Linked DNA regions of Homo sapiens: region 2 is linked to region 1. The links are chromatin loops, found by intact Hi-C in ENCODE. Cell type or tissue: PC-3. All regions are shown on one strand.

Region 1 (4,000 bases):
TAAGTCAGGGATCTTTTAGGTAGTTACCCATATTCTTCTGTTTTAATTGATGAATTCAACATGGTTCCAATGTAATTTAGTAAAATATTTTTACAGGTCTTATACAAATGACAATGTAAAATGGAACAGTCAGATAATTTTAAACCTAATATACAGAAATAATAATTTTAAAAATCACTGTCAGTACGAGCCCATTATAAACCTGTACTGTTTACAATCTGTGAGATTATGGGTGATTTCTCCTATTATTAAATATTTATTAAGAGCCAACATGGTACCTTTCTATAATTCCCAAGTTTTCTACAATAAGCATATTTTTTCATGATTATAAAAGTTTTGCAAGTACCTATAAGTCTTATAACTTTCACATACATAACAGGAAAACAAGAATAACCTGTAATCACATTTCTCACAAAACATAAATATCTGACTTACGGTATCAAACTGTAATCAGTAGCATTTTCAACATTAATATCAGAACAAATCATTTTATTTCTAAAATTTAGCATGTATCCCATTTCCTTCAGGTATTTATTAGGGTAGCTGGCACTTAAAGAGGACTTAAAATCCTTTTGCCAACTATTCTCTGGATCTCTTTAAGTGGAACATTTTTGTACCGAACACTGAAGCATAAAAATATTTCTTCTGGCGGGGTGTGGGGGGCAGACCTTTGTAAAAGACGTTTTTATAACTGTGAGTGTTTATCTACAAAACTTAGCATCGCAAAGATGCGATGGGGCTTTCTCCAAGGCAGACCACGCTTAGAGGCAAGATATAATATAAAGAGGCAGGAATGAGCAACCGGCAGGTGATGAAATTTCACCTCAAATAAGACGCAAAAGGTTGTTCTCGAGCAAGCCAGATCCATGAATGACACTCCAGGAGTAGCAGGGGCTCTCTTGGTCCCGCACTCTCTGCACCCCCAATTCTCACCCTGGCCTTCCTCTCCTCCCCCTTTCCCCGCCACAACCGGGATTCTGAGGGACTCGGTATGGGACGCGTGGAAGCCAAAGCTTGTTTGCAAACAGGCGTCATCTGCCTCCCTCCGGGATGTACGTGCAGGGCCCGGGCTAAGAGGCTGCGCTCGGCCCGGGCCCATGCAAACCCGAAAGGCGGCCGTGCTCCTGCCGGCCCCCAGCTCCACACACCCGGCCGCGCCGGAACCGAGGCCGGAGCGAGGGCTTCCCAACGGCGCGGGGCCTAATCGCCCCCCACGGCCTTCAGCCTCCCGGGGGACGCGGGGAGAAAGGGCTGAGGCCCCAGGACCGCAGGGTGGGGGAGGCGACCGCAGTGGCAGGACGCCCCGTCCGCCCGGCCCGCGGTCTGCCGCCAGGGCCCCCACAGGCGGCGGGAGGCCGGCGAGCCCCGGACCACGCCGCGCCACACTCACCTCGAGCAGCGGCCGCCTCCGCTTCAGCATGGCCACGGGGGTCGTCCCTGAGCCGAAAGCCTCCTCCGGAGGGCACCGGCGCGGCCCCAGGCGCCGCCGCGAAACCTCCCACTCCTGTAGGAGCTGCGGTAGCCGCAGCTGCGGCTGCTACTGCTGCTAAGGCCCGGCACCCGCCCAGCCGCATCGGCGCCCGGGCCGCGGCAGCCACGCGGATCCCGGAGGAGCGCCGCCGAGCCGGGCCGGGGGCGCAAGGCTGCGGCGGGACGACCGAGGTGCGGCAGGCGGGGATCCTCAGCGAAGCCTCCAGCGTCGGGTGGCCGCTCCTGCCGCCGGCGCCGCTGGGCCACAGCGCCCCCTGGACCCCACGTCCGGCTACGGCGTCGGGACTGCGGCGGCCGCGCTGGGCACGAGCCGCAGGGAACGCTAAGGAGCGCGGCCTGGGGGCGGCGAGGGCCCCGTGCTCCCTGCGTAGCCCGCGGCCCGCGGCCGGCCCGGGACTCCGCTTCCCGGGAACCGGAAGCCCCTCAGTTCCCACCAACCCCTGGCGTTCCCCGCCCCCGCCAGACCCGAGCACCTTTTCGTTCTCTCCCGAAGATACGTGAACGTTCTTGTCACTCGGACCCGCACCTGAGAGCAGGAATATAAGGGAATCTCCGTTTGACTCTCACGGTTTCGGGGGTGGCAGGGAGACCCCCTTCTAATTCCTTTAATGCGTCTGGATGAAAGAAGAGTGACCCAGAACAAACCTTTTTTTCAAACATACACACTCGTCTCCCAAAACAGACGAAGGAATTGTCTTTGACCTTAACTTGTTTTTTTATCTACTGTGTAGATCATTAAGAAATTTTCTACAGATATCAACCAAACCCTTAACACCTAAACCACCACCCCCACAAAACAAAAATGAAAAAAAAATACATACATATATATATATGCCAAGCCAGAGAAGAGAATAGCCAACGGGTTGTCCTGAAATTCATAAACAACTTAAAGGTAAGCAAAGAATCACCCATCTTTTACTAACATCCTCTCCCTCCCAACCTCTTCTCTCCCACCTTTCCACCCCTCATCCCAGGCAAATCCTAGTAAGGCTCTGAAGGAAGGAAATTATTACACAGTGGGGGCTATGGAATCATTCTGTTTACAGATGCCCCATATTTGATCCCAGTCAGCCTCTAGGGTGCAAACATCAGAACCAAAAACAAACACGACTGTCAGAGGGGAAGTAGGGAAAGAAAATTCTCCAAATCCTCTGATCCCTAAATTTTCCAAATACACTTTTTTAACAGAGTGGTATACTAGAATGTGTAGTGATTTTGGTGTCAGACACATACCAACACTACCAGTTCCAGTTCTGTCATGTATATATAGCTTTATGACCCTGGGGAAGTTATGTAACATTTTTGAACTTCAGTTTTCTCCTGCCTGCCTTGCTGGTTGTTGAAGATTGGAGATAAAGAGACTGGCCCATAGAAGATACTTAATAAATGTTAGTTACAATTTTTATTGGTTCCAGTTCTTTTTCTTAGGCTCAATTTTGTACTCCTCTGTTTTTGTTTCTCATTCTCTCTCTCTCTCTCTCTCTCTCTGTGTGTGTGTATGTGTGTGTGTATGTGTGTGTGTAACTGTATTTCTGTCAAAAGATAGATGCTCCATTCTTCATCCTCCCTAGTCTGGGTGAAATTTCCCTAAATTTCACTAATGGGTTTATGTAACACCCCTCCATGGAAGAATAGAGCCTCATACACTGGATCCTATGACATTCTGTTGCACAGCAGATAGCAGCATGCAACCAGTATTTTTTATGTATAAAAAATGTTATAAGGCAATCTCACCTTACCTTAGGTTATGGCCTAATGATGATAAATAATAGAAACTACAAAAGGTCTCCAGGAATCATTCATTTAATAATTGAGCAGCCACCATGGAGAAGATGTCACCTAGTAGCTCTCTTAATGAAAGCTGTTCCTGCATAATCCTAAGTGTGCCTTTGCCACATACTCCTGAGTCACAAAAAAATCACTATGCCCTTTCTATAACAAGAGAAACTGGGGCTCAAAGGGAAACCATGATTCATCCTCGCAGTGATTCTATGAGTTAGGTCCTATGCTACCATTTTACATGTGAAATATATCCAACCTAAGGAAGAGCTGGAAGTAGACCCTGAGATTCCCTTCAGTCCCCAACCTGATGCCCCAACAGTCCTTTCAACAATATTAACAAAATGCTGTAAGGGTCATTTGTTGCTAAAAAATGTTTAGTCAAGGGAAAAGGGCCCTTCAACTGATTGAGATCATTAGCGCTGTAACCTAATATTAGCACTGTATTTTTCATGCCTAGATCACTGCCACCACAGGAAACCTGCATTTGTTTATGAATAATCATGCAACCCAGGGCATAGCTACTACATGAAGAAGATGATTCATTTGTTCCCAAGACCAGTTTCCTCTTGCTTCACACTTTCTCTCCTTGTTGCTGAAAGCAGCTGCCTTTATCATCACAACCTCCCCGCTGATCGGAGTAGTCCACTTTAAATCATTTCATCCTCTTCAATTTCATTCCATCGTTTTCAGTTTGCCCTCTGCTTCTAAAATGTCTCTCACCTGTTTT
Region 2 (4,000 bases), 97 kb before region 1:
TCCCCTTCTCCTTTGTTAACAGAATCCCACTTTTTTTCAGGCAACACTGTGCTCAGCCCCAGGAGATAAATCATGATTGATTAGATAATCCCAGTCCCCTTTGCCTGTAATTGGTTATGGTCTAAAATTGGCCAATAAATTAAAGGAAGTTGCTGGAGGTCCCTTCCTCCCTGATAAGAGGGTGCCAAGAGTAGAGTAGGCTCTTTTGCCCCCCAGCCAGTTTCTTTGTGCTTAGGAAGTTGTCAGGTTGAGACCCGATAATTAGAACTGAGATACTATCTTCTGACATGAGGGGAAGACCGAGAGAACTTCCACGATCCTGTCTCTGCACCCAGACATAAATCACTGAGTCTCATAGCTTCTGTTTACATGAAATAAATGTTATTTTCACCTAAGTCACTGGGGGGTCAAACACTCTGTTCCTTGAAGTTGAAAGCACCCTAATTAATACAGATGGACCAAAAAATCAGGCAAGAAGGGAGGTAGAGATTAATCATTGAGCACTATGACTTCTGAGATCTCATTTAATCTTGACAACAGCCCAATAAAAGTTATTAATCTTTTTTGGTTTGTTTTTACAGATTATAAAACTAAGGCTTAGTAAAGTTATATAATTAATAGTAACAAAGCTGAAATTTTATTCTAGACCTGACACCATATCTCAAAAATATAAAATCTCCTTCCTTCCTTATTTACAACTCTAAACAAACAAACAAAAAAGATGTGTTTTTAGCTAACAAAATTTGGGGAGAGCTAAGGAATATCATTCTTACAACCTTGTCATAAAAATCTACAGACTTCAACTCTACTTTGTATCAAAGTTATATGGGAGAAAAGACAAAAATATGTGTGCATGTGTATAAAGAGTTCCAGAATGTTTTGTATAATGGCAAAAATCTCACAGAAAAAAGTAGGATGGATTCTATGTGTAATATTTTTCAACAATTAAATGTAATTTTTATTTTTATTTTTTGTATTTAAATGCATTTTTCAATAAATAATGCAATAAGTTAATGACAAATATTTCCTAAACTGAAAGAATAACTTCCTTATTTCAAACTATTACATTAACCAAGTAGCTATCAATACAGAAACCACAAAGTTTACACTTCCTCAATTCTCATCTCTTCATAAAAACTGATTCAGCATAAATCGTGGCAACAAAAAAAATTACAAATACTATCTAAGAATCAGTGACATCATTTTTTATATAGAAATTTACTAGAACTGGGTTTTCAAAAATGCTATTTAGGTCAACTCAACCAGACATATATTCACCTTACATTGCCTTTATTACTATTTAATTCAGCATTACAAAATGTGCATGCCCGATTTCTGAGTGTATACATGCAACTTACCTTCCCACATGCTCTGCAGTGATGCCTCCTTTTGGTGAATGTAAACCTGGCTTCACATTTCATGCAATTTGGAGCCTGAGAATCCGGTACCCATACTGGAGCCACCTCACCCAGAGTGGTGAATGGCTTTCTGGCAGAAATTCCAAACTGACCAGCTCTGAGATCATTATCTGGGCTATCTGGAGCTAATGCAAGGCATGGTCTAGTGGAGATCTCAGCCTCATAACTTTCTAAATGTTCCCCATTTGTATCGACATTAGAGATGTTTCCCAAAGATGGACTGCATACATTGGTTGCTGAGTTTTCCCCTAATTTTGCTTTCCCAAGAATATCATTTTTATTTTTAGTATTATTTCCACTGTTTGCAGGAAAGTCATTTTGTAAATGGTCTGATAATGGCTTTGGAATTTGAAGTTTAAGATTAGAAGGTTGCTTGGGTCTTGCACCACCAAAAGGAACACTGATAGATGGCAGGCTTGCTACTACCTTGGGGGAAGATTGCCCAAGCACTGATGGAACTTGACTACAGAAATTATGTAAATAATTTTTCTTCATTAGGTCACCAGTGCTGTTTAAAAGTAGTCCACTCCCTTCTGTGGCCTCATTTCCTCTCTGTTCATAAATATTTGAGTAGCATTCTGACTTGCTTTCCTCTATTTCTTTTTCTTCTGTTACTGAATCTTCTTTGGAGGGTAAAGTCTTTGGAACAAAAGAAACACCTGGGTCTTGCATTCCATAGGAATCACAACCATTAGATAGATAATTTGCTGCTGGTGTGTCTATAACAGTGGAGAAATCACATTCTTCACTTTCACTAATGCAAGTTCCTTTTAAATCTAGACCTGCATCTGCCAATCCAACACACTGTCCTCCACTATCACCATTAGTGTCCTCAGGCTGACTAATCTGTAGAAACTTTTCCTTTTCTTCGTTTACTTGGCTATCATTCATCTCATTTAGTTTAGTCAACTTCCAATTAGTCATGTCCTGAGATTCAGAGAAATGCTCTGTCATATTAAGGAATTCTGTAGTGCCAAGAGTTTCTTCATGTTCATAACCTTCATTTTCATCAGCCCTAACTTCATTAGGCACAAGGCAATCTGAACACCGTTCACAGTCATTATTCCTTCCAGACCCATTAGGCATGTCTGGTTTGAGAAGCAAAGGTAAACCAGACCGGAGGGATTCTTCAGTGGTGCTCTCCTCTGCTGGCTCTTTTTTCATCAAAATCCCCTCACTCATGTGGGAAAAGGAATTTGGACTCCCTAGATCTGTCCTAGGAGAGCTGATTTTGCCAGTGAGGTCCTCATCTGGTATATAGTTCTCTTGCTTTTTAACAGCAGGACATCCATCTGTTCCCTGGGATGAGATTACTGAATCAACCGTTAAACTTGTAATCGCAGACATGGAGGGGTCTCTACCTATACTTCCGTCATCCTTTAATTGTGAAGGGGAACAGACACTGGCTAGACTATCAGATGAAGTAGGACACAGATGGTTAACAGATCTCCCCTCTGTTTTCGGTCTATTCAATGGATCCATTTGTTTCTCTGAATTCATATCTTTTTCAGTGGACTCATTTATACTAAAACTAAATTGATCAGTTTGTCTGTTTTCATTATCCAGTGAACAGCTAAAAGCATCCATAAGGGATTGACTATTATAATTATTACAATCCTGTAAATCGTTTTGTAATGTCCTTTTATCACAGTTATGCATGACGGCTACAACAAGAACATTCTTCTCATCTGGCAGACAAGCCAGGTTTCCACATTTCTTCTCTCCCACTTCAACAGCACTGCATTGATCATCCCAACTATAGTTTCTCTTAATTAACTGGTCTTCTGCAACAGCATTTTCATCAATCCACATTGTGGCAATCTCTGGATTTAGATTACAGTCCTGTCCATTAGCACAGTGATCCTCTTCCTCTGTGGTCAGGGGAGCTGAATGAGCCAGGGAGAAGACTTTCAGTTGTGGTTGTGACTCATTAGAAACTGCAGATTCATTCACACTGGCCAAAGTAGGGTTAAATGACAGCCGGTGAGAAGGGGGATCTAGAATCTTATTCCACTTTGTATCCAATAAAGTAGAAGAAACTGTTTCATCTGGAAAAAAATAAGTAATTACAATAAGTTTGCTTGTAACACTGGAAAAGCTTATGACTAAGTTAATAACATTTCTAACTATCGTTTGAAAATTAAATATTCCAAGGATATTAGATTTCTAATTCGGGGCTAAAAAATAAGAAAATATATTTCAGACAATTCTCTGCAATTATATGTCACCAAATGGTAATATCTCAGACTATTCCAAACAACAAAAGAATTCTACCTCAATCTAGTAACATAATTAAACTGACCCACAGGTGAATGGGACCCAGAAGAGGGGAAAGCACCCTTGGATTGAGCAAAGCCAGGACAGGTGCTAATCTAATGGATTAGATGGAAAAAATTTAGAACAGTGGCTAGGATAACTAATTAAGCAGGAAGGAAAATGAAGTTTTCTGTAGAGACTGAATGCTCTACACTCTGTATCATAATTAGGATGTGGGTTTGAGAGAGATACCCATTTGCCAAAACTGGACAGTTAAGATCTATGCATTCTAATGTATATAAAGTTTACCTTTTAAAAAGCTGTTA

Evidence for each region. Peaks named below come from ENCODE experiments on the same cell type or tissue, not always from the same donor. Only the 100,000 strongest peaks of a DNase experiment are listed, where the experiment ranks them.
Region 2: a loop joins it to region 1, with 2.6 times the contacts of the local background. A loop is called at or near these places in 5 of 110 quality-filtered maps.

The regions. Positions count from the first base shown.
Region 1 is chr1:52,139,794-52,143,793 of GRCh38, reverse strand. ZFYVE9 (zinc finger FYVE-type containing 9) reads right to left here and starts at 1,705. Exons shown (of 19, transcript NM_004799.4): 1 at 1,391-1,705. LOC107984956 (collagen alpha-2(I) chain-like) reads right to left here. Exons shown (of 5, transcript XM_047439476.1): 1 at 3,994-4,000; 2 at 2,505-2,601; 3 at 2,313-2,359; 4 at 1,391-2,017. RefSeq lists a silencer at 1,046-1,905. In PC-3, CTCF peaks have their summits at 1,568 and 1,767; a DNase peak (open chromatin) is centred at 3,783; H3K4me3 peaks cover 2,711 bases; H3K27ac peaks cover 2,195 bases.
Region 2 is chr1:52,236,954-52,240,953 of GRCh38, reverse strand. ZFYVE9 (zinc finger FYVE-type containing 9) reads right to left here. Exons shown (of 19, transcript NM_004799.4): 4 at 1,359-3,466. Among named protein-coding and RNA genes, the nearest start is that of ZFYVE9, 97 kb to the right of the region's middle. In PC-3, no CTCF peak of the experiment used is centred here; DNase peaks (open chromatin) are centred at 2,303 and 3,313; H3K27ac peaks cover 1,449 bases.